Linked DNA regions of Homo sapiens: region 2 is linked to region 1. The links are chromatin contacts, found by Hi-C in ENCODE. All regions are on one chromosome and are shown on one strand. Each heading gives the region's core, a stretch centred on a gene start or an enhancer-like site at or near the end of the contact. The rest is flanking DNA. Distances are from core to core; before and after follow the strand shown. Region 1 holds the start of GDAP2 (ganglioside induced differentiation associated protein 2). Region 2 has its middle 16 kb from the start of CD2.

What was found. Hi-C counts contacts between places; a loop is a spot of excess contacts on that map. Pooled maps may share reads with other maps.
Region 2: a loop to region 1 is called in a pooled map, with 7 times the contacts of the local background. The contact joins the enhancer-like site here to the promoter of GDAP2 in region 1. A Hi-C loop is called at or near these places in 2 of 50 pooled maps.

Annotation. Positions count from the first base shown.
Region 1 is chr1:117,927,661-117,931,473 of GRCh38, forward strand. It overlaps GDAP2 (ganglioside induced differentiation associated protein 2), which reads right to left and starts at 1,961. Exons shown (of 14, transcript NM_017686.4): 1 at 1,788-1,961. WDR3 (WD repeat domain 3) reads left to right here and starts at 2,079. Exons shown (of 27, transcript NM_006784.3): 1 at 2,079-2,122. RefSeq lists enhancers at 1,886-2,180, 2,062-2,231.
Region 2 is chr1:116,736,212-116,740,500 of GRCh38, forward strand. It overlaps the pseudogene NEFHP1. Among named protein-coding and RNA genes, the nearest start is that of CD2, 16 kb to the right of the region's middle. RefSeq lists enhancers at 1,896-2,195, 2,664-2,873. Within about 2 kb of position 2,725, at least 5 of the 41 ENCODE cell types and tissues checked have a DNase peak (open chromatin) inside an H3K27ac peak, as active enhancers do.

The DNA.
Region 1 (3,813 bases), core at 711-3,210:
TTTATGCCATCAGAAAGACATTTTTTAAAAAAGATTTTCAGATTGGAAGACTAACTGAAGTAGTCAAATATGTCAACAATAAATACAGTATAACAAGAACATTCCTAAGCTTGTCAATGGCTTGGGTCAAATTTAACATCATAATTCAAAAGCACCCAAAGAACATATCCTAACAGTAAATTAGTAGTACCCCTTCATATTAAATGAACTGCACTATGTTTTAATTGTAAATATTGATATATTAGGCATTTTGAAACTTAAATAAGGAAGTAGAGTTACATCCTTGAAACATTGTATAAGGAATTTTGTAAGATGCATTACCTTACCACTCACAGTTGCTCTGATACCAACTCTTATTAAAATCATTTTTTTCCATCTGTGGTTGTCCCATCCCATAATATTTAATAATATTAAGATAGTTTTTTAAGAAAAGGTAAAATCATGACTCATTCAAATATAAAACCAAACCCGTGTTCAAGATTTTATTTAACTCAAAATGGAACCAGGCAGAGAAGATAAAGAAAATCCCAGAATTAGACACCTTAGAGCAGGAATATTGAAATAAATGTGCAAAAGGAGGCAAAACTTCCACTGAATCTCTGAGAGAATTCGCATGTCTTGACAATAATTATTTAGCATTGATGTCACTTACCTAGTTTACGTAACTGAAAAATAGCTTTTTTAGAATTAGTTATTCCAAGGGGTGTTAAGATAGAATCTAAACTATGTAGTTTTCCATTGAAGCACACACTTCTCCCCATAATAATATAATGCACAGCACCTGTCAGGGATATTAACCATACATACCCACTCAAATGCTCCCTTTCCCACCAAGCTTATTAAAATAATAGTTTGTGGCCACAATTTCTTCCCTTCTCATTTATCCAATACACAGCAATCTTGTTTCAAAACTCCTATGCTGCTACAGCTGTCCACAGTCTCATCATACGCATTCTTTGCTATTGCAATTTTCTTGAATATGGAAGATTAGCTGAACATGCATTAAGCTCAGGAAACTCTAAAGAAAATCAGATAATGTAGACAAAAGTCTAATTTCTAGGCTGGCTGCAGATACCTTGTTCAAGAAGCGCCGGCAGGATCTTCTTTTGTACAGCTATGTTAGCTTTAATTTTGCACAGCTCTAGACATCAGAACTCATTTCTAAACACTTCTATGCAGCTCAAGAATAAAAGTAGCAGAAATGCAAGAGAGAAAAGCTAATTCCCACTTGGTGAAAGAGCACTTAAGTCTCAGTGAGCAAACAAGGAGGAGTCAGCCTTGGTCACTTCCCCCTCAAGCGGCCAGAGAGCGGAAACACAAAGCCAGGCCAGTGTCACTCCAGGGATTGCGGGAACCTAGACAACGCACCATCCTGGGCTCAGCGTCTACCCACCCCTCACCCGAGGTGCTCTCGGTTCCGTAGAATGTCCAGTCCACAGGAACGGCAACACGGACTTGTCTTTGGGACTACAACCAGCAAGAGCTCCCGCCTGCCCCATTTCACCTGCACCCTAGGGCGCCCGCCTCCTTGGCTACAGCACCACTGTTCCTAGTGCCCGCCGACTGCCCACCCTTTCACTTCTCGTAGAGACGGCGTCCCCGACAACGCCTCGGGAAAGAACCTAACCAACATGCGAGGAAGTGGCGCCAGGCTCGTTCTTCAAGAGAAGTGACAGAACTAACCCTCAGCCTGCAATCCTGACCAGGGCCGAGTCCCGAGCGCCTCGGACCGCGCCCCCGGCCCTCTCCGCCCCGCCTTCCCTCCCGGCCTCAGTCCCTCCTCTCACAGCACTCTGGTGGTCCCATCCGGGCGGCGGGCGGCACGGATCAGGCTCCTGGTAGAAGGCGGCCGAGCGACATCTCCGGCGACCCTCAGCAGGAGCGCGCCGAGTACGGCGAGTCAAAGTCCCAGGAGACTGGAGTGACCAGCTGCAAATGCTCTGGGCTGCGAAACACCGGCTTCCGCTCCTGGCCAGAGCTCACCAATCAGCGCCCGGCTTTCTCCGTCATTTCCTCCTAGAAGGCAAAGGGAACCTCTGGCGGAAGAGGCTTCCGGAACGGACCCGGAAGGGGCAGGTCTTGTGGGCGGGTCCAATCGGCTGGGAGCCTCGTGGAGGCTGAGGTGAGTCCTGGAGGTGCGTGGTTGGGGCGGAGAGCATTATCTGCGGCTCCGATTTTGCAGATTCTGGCTGAGGCGTTCGTGATGTCAGCAGCAGCCGAGACGGGCGTGTTAAAGGCCGGTTGCTAGGGCTGGGGGAACTCAGGTAACTACGGGCGTCCCCACAGCAGTACTTGGAAGCCCCTCAGCTACTCGGCGCGGTTGCGGGTGCTGAGCAGAGCTGCCTGACCGTGCGTGTGCACGGGCTGGCCTGAGGATGATATGACCGTGTGTTCGGTGTGTGGAACCCTCCGTCACCCTCCCCTGACCGAAGACTCGTTTAGGAATGTGTGGCAGGTCTGTTGCCACGGTCCAGGCCTTCAGTGCATCTTGGAAACATCGTTTTGGGGGCTGTAGGTTAGGAAGCGGAGATCATGGGGTCTCGGAAGAAGGTTTGGTCGTGAACTGTCAGAAAGGAGGCGAAAGCTGTGCACGTGGAACAAAGTGAACAGTGCAAGTTGTATGGGAGGTAGTTTAAATATCGAGGCGATGAAAAAAGGCTGCTAGAATTGGGCTTACTCGAAAGGAAGTGGGCCTCAGAAGATAATATTAGTTAAAAGAAGTAGAGGAGAACATGGATGTTATTCTAAGTAAAACGAATAATATGAAGAATACAAGGTCGCGGGACGAGGAAGGAAACTAGCCAGCCTGACAGGAAGGTTTATTCGAGAAATACGGGGGTTAGATAGGATGAGTTTTTGGAAACTGGCAAACGATTTAGCCTTTTCAAGGCTTTAGGATAGGGAAAGCTCATTTGAAAAGATTAGTCGGTAGTATTATGACGTTTAAATGAAAAGAGTGAAAAACATGGAGGCGGAGGTGCTAGGTGGAAAATCAGTGCAGTAATCCAGTGATAAAGAGCTGGAACTGAAAGTGCTGGAGAGAAAGGGATCCTGTTTCAGAGTAACAGTCAGGTGGAATTGACTAAAGAGAAAGAGGCAAAGAGAAGCAGTTTAGCATAGTGGTTAAAAGCAGAAATTTTGGAGTTAGACTGGCTGGATTGGGATCTGGCTTTGGCAATTAGCTGCTAAATGACTTTGAGTTAGCAATTTGCCATCTCTGGGTCTGAGTTCCTTGTCTGTAAAATAGAGATAGGAAGAGTGACTTCCCTTGTGGTGTTATTGTGGAGAATTTGTTTATTTATTTTTAGAGACAGAGTCTCACTGTCACCCAGGCTGGAGTGCAGTGGCGTGATCATAGCTCACTGCAACCTCGAACTTCTGGACTCAAGTGATCTTTCTGCCTCAGCCTCCCCGAGTGCGTCACCATGCCTGGTTAATTTTTTAAAAAATGTTTTGTAGAGATAGGTTCTTGCTGTGTTGCCTATGTTGGTCTGAAACTCTTGACTCCTAGGCCTTGGCCTCCCAAAGTGCTGGCATTACAGGCATGAGCCACCATACCAGGTCCTTATGGATAATTTTTTTATGCTCATATTTACAATGTGCTAGAGGCTTTTCTAAGTGCTTTGCATATGTTAGCTCGGTTTCATTAATTGCTGTATGTAATTAAACAATTGCATAATGTTATCAGTTACTATAGCGTAAGCACTCTCTAAATCTTGGCTGCTATAATAATATTTTTTTATTAATAATTCAAAGGTTATTAAATGGTTTTGAGCCTGAAGAGCTGGGAAAATTGTGTCTTAGTGTCAGAAG
Region 2 (4,289 bases), core at 1,475-3,974, 1.2 Mb before region 1:
TAGTGCCAAGAAGGTTGGAAACCGCTGCTTTAGGCCTTTACTCAGAGCCACCTCCTCCATCAGTCCTTTGTGGCCATGCTCTCCAAAAGGGCAAATCCCCACCCATGTCTCCAATTTGCATGACTCTTTTTCTACTTTATTTTTCTCTTGAATACTTGTCACTATCTAAATACTTCTATTTTACTCATTTTTGTTGTTTATTATGCCTTTCCCACTAGAGTGTATGTTCAGTATGCACAGAAATACATCCCCCAGGGCCTAGAAGAATACCTGGCACAAGGAAAGCAGGCAGTCAATATCCATTGCAGAAATAAATGAATACTCTGTAACAAAGTTATGCTTTTGCTTTTATCCCGAGAAACAAACAGAGTATATGCCTATCACAATAAATATTTGTTAAGTGAATAAATGGGAGACATGCAGGATGGCTGGTTTATTGTTGCCTTTAGAAAACAGTATGAATTCCATCCTGCCGAGATCTCCTCCAACTTCCCTCTCCAGCTTCACCACCTGCCTCCCTCCTCTGCTCAACCGGAGCAGGTATTCCCCGGTTCAGTGCACTGAAGCCTGGCTTCTGCCATTTCCTCTGCCTGGAAGGTCCTGCATCTACCTCTTTGTGAACTTACAACCTGTTTGTCTCTTCAGGACCAGCTCAGGTACCACCTAGCTGGAGTCCCTTTGGCCTCTGGTGAATTCCATGTGCATTTCTCCCAGGTCCTGAGGTCCCTGGGTATCTGTCTCATCTCCTTCATCTGTCTGAATCCCAGAGAAGAGCAGGTGCTGCTCTGCCTTGTTCATATCTGTAGTCCTTACCTCCCTTCACTCATAGGCAGCTGCAGATACAGATGGGGTCTGGAGAATTTGGGGATGTGTTGGAGGGATGGGGTGAGAGAGGAGGTCTGGAGAACTCCATGTTCATATCCGATTCTGTCAGAGTTTGAGAAGTGCAACAACAGAAGTAGAACTAACTGACATGCCCCTATGACAGTGAAAAGAACACAGGTCTTGGAATCAGAGAGCCTGGTCTCATCTCCTTGCTAAGTCTCCTTAGACAAACCATTTACCTTTCCCAAGCCTTGGTTTCTTCAACTACAAAAATGTGTATGCCACAAGGATATTGTTTGGATAAAAGAATATCATTCTTGAGGGGGGAAGAAGTGTAAACTGGAAAACACTATGCAAATGTAAACGAATGTGTAAAAGATGTTCTAACCAGTGAAATTGACAAGAGTGTGGCTCAGGTTGCTGCCAGAGGGTGGCAGCAGCAGGCAGGGACTTTGGCCCACGGTCCTTTGAAAAAAGCTACCCTGGAAACTGCCAGAAAGGGATACATTCGCTGGGTTGCCCTGAGATGATCAGCTCATCTGACTGAAGAGATTGCCCTCTCTCCTGGAGTGGGATCTGGCCAGGGCTGAACCAAACCCCAGAAGTCTTCCCTTGAGTGATTTTCCCCAGATGTTTTTTACGGCCACCCTCACCATCACGATGCTGTCCTGAAATTTCCGGCATTCGGTGTAGGTGTTTTCTTGGTGACCTCATCTAGTCTTCACCACAAACTTTTGAGTATAAGTGAGCAGGCCAGATTGTAACTCCTTCCCACAGATCATCATTTTTTTTTTTAAATTTTCATTTTTATAGAGACAGGGTCTCACTATGTTGCCCAGGCTGGTCTTGAACTCTGGCCTCAAGCGATCCACTTGCCTTGACCTCCCAAAGTGTTGGGATTACAGGCGTGAGCCACGGCACCTGGCTGCACCTCACCATTTCAGACATGACAAAACTGAGGCCCAAAGAGGTTACTTTGAAGATCACACAGATACTAAATAGGAAAAAGTTAGAATTTGCATTTTAAGCCTGGGTTTCTTTTTTTAGCTTGAATTCCATTACATCATCACTTCTTTCACCTTGCTTGTTCAGTTATTCATACAACCAGCACTTTTTGGGCTCTTGCAGTTTGCTGGAGAGCTGCATAGACTTCCTACTACTTAGCCATGGTGGCCGCTCTCCTGGCCTAGGCGAGCCGATGTCTCCCACCCTTTCTGTTCAGAGCTAGGGCCTCAGTCTATCTTCCTCTACTCTGGGCAGCAGGCGCCACCTCCTTAGTGTTCTGGGGCTCATATCCCAAGCCCAACAGCTGAGAAAGGGCTCTGTCTCCCCCTGCTCCCTACATCACAGCTTCTTAGATCACAATCTCACAGGCCCTGCTGGCTTTATACTTAGGCAATCCTGAGAAATAACTAGGAAGAGGAGGGTAACAAAAACAAAAATAAAAAGCAGAGAAAAGTAACGCATACCTAAGGAATCATATAAAGTTTCCTAGTTCTTCTCAATCTACAGTTCACGACTTCTCTGCTACGAAGTCTTCAAGCCCTGAGCTTGAGTTCTCCTGACTTACTTCCGAAGGTGAAACTTCTCTATTTTGTCTCTTTTATTCTCTTAAGTTGGCCTCATTATCAGGAACATAGAGGCAATCTGGGAAGAAAGCTGACATTTGTTGAGCATCTCCTAGGGCCAGGCATCGTGCTAGACCCTGGACACACGTCACTTCATTTGACCTCACAATAGGCTTGAGAACAAAGCATTTGTCTTCTTTTACAAATGTGGAAACCGAGACGCAAAGACATGAAATGACATGCCTAAATTCGTGTTTCTAGCATGTGGTGGCTCAAAGCTCTTTTCCCTTAAAGCACATGATTATACAGCTAGCAACAAGCATGTACCCCTTCTCTCAGAGGTGTTTAACGCTTGGGGGAATTCCAAGGTCAGTGACTTTCATATCCGGAACCCAGGCTTCACACAGGAACTGGCACTGTGGGCCGATTCTGTCCTCTCTGCTTTGTGGGTGGGAAGCCCAAGAGGAAAAGAAAACTCAGTTTTTGCCTTGGAGGAGATAACACCTGACAAAGGAACAAGCTCTCAGAGACAGACTTTTTGGCTGGAAAAGAGTACATCTGCTGCCATGGTGCATGCATTGGTGGCCGATAACATTAGGCTGCTTTTGTGAGAACACTCACCTCTTTGCCTGGCAGTGACAATGTTTGTGGAATCTGATTTTGCTGCTGATACTGATACTGAAATTCTGCTGTGATCATCTAGATACAACCAAGATAAACATCAATAGGACCTGGCCACAGACACACAGTGTGGCCTTTCTGATCATCACTGAAGCCCTGGCAAATATCAGTTTTTTTTCTTTTTGTCGTTTTATAAGCACTTTGTTTTATTGCACAGAAGCAATTGAAACTGGACACAGGTGGAAAGTGCGCCCTGGCATAATTCAGTGCCCAGTGCCCGGCCCCACCTGGACCACTCTTCCAGAATAGAGGTCTCTGGGCAAGGGCTTGACCACTCCTTTGGAAAACAGAAGGCATTTGGGAACAGGTTAAGACATCTCAAGCATAATGTGTTTCTAACTGCTTGTGGTCATCTGTCAGTTGCACATAGAGGCAATAAATGCACTTATTTGGAAAGGAGGGGGGCAGTTTTTATAGTCAAGTATTTACGTATGGCATTTGGCATGTATCACATTCGGCTACATAAGCTATCATAACATAATTGTCCATCGCCTCGGGAGGGTGTGGGGGCAGGAGGCTGGGATTGCCCTCTTTTGCTAACATATTGCTAATGAAGTTCCTGTTTGAAGAGGGAGGCCCTGTCATCTAAGCAGTTTCTTCTTACATAAAAAGTAAAAATTGCATTACTCTGATCCTTGAGCTCCAGGACCCTTTTGAGTTTCTTTGGCTGCTCCAGACATTCCTTTCTCCCTGCCTTACTTCCCCTTGGCAGCCTTGTCTTCTGTGGCCTTCTCTGGAGGCCTGCTGTCTTTTTGGTCTGTGCTGGAGGATTTTTCAGCCTTTTCCGCCTTAGGTTCACTGAGCTCCTTTGAGAGGGTCGTCTTTGGCTTTGGGTCTTGGGTTTCTCCTCAGGCTTCTTGAACTCAGTGGCCTTCTCCTCCTTGGTATCTTTTTTCTCCATTGCTGCTGCCGCCTCCTCCCTCTCTGCTGGTTTTCTGGGTTCCTTGGCCTTGGCATCATCTGGTTCCTTCTTGGCCATCTCTGTCTTCTCTTTGGGTTTAGCGTCTTCCTTCACCTCCACCTTGGCAGGAGCCTCCTTCTCTAAGGTGGCTGCTTTTTTCTTATCTTCAGCCTCTTCCTTCTTGGCTTCAACTTTGGATTCTTTGGGCTTTTCGATGGCAGCTTCCTTCTCCTCCACCTCGGGCTTTGGAGCCTCCTTGTTGGATGACTCCTCTTTCTTGCTCTCCTTCTCTGTTTTTGGCGTGGCGGTAGCTT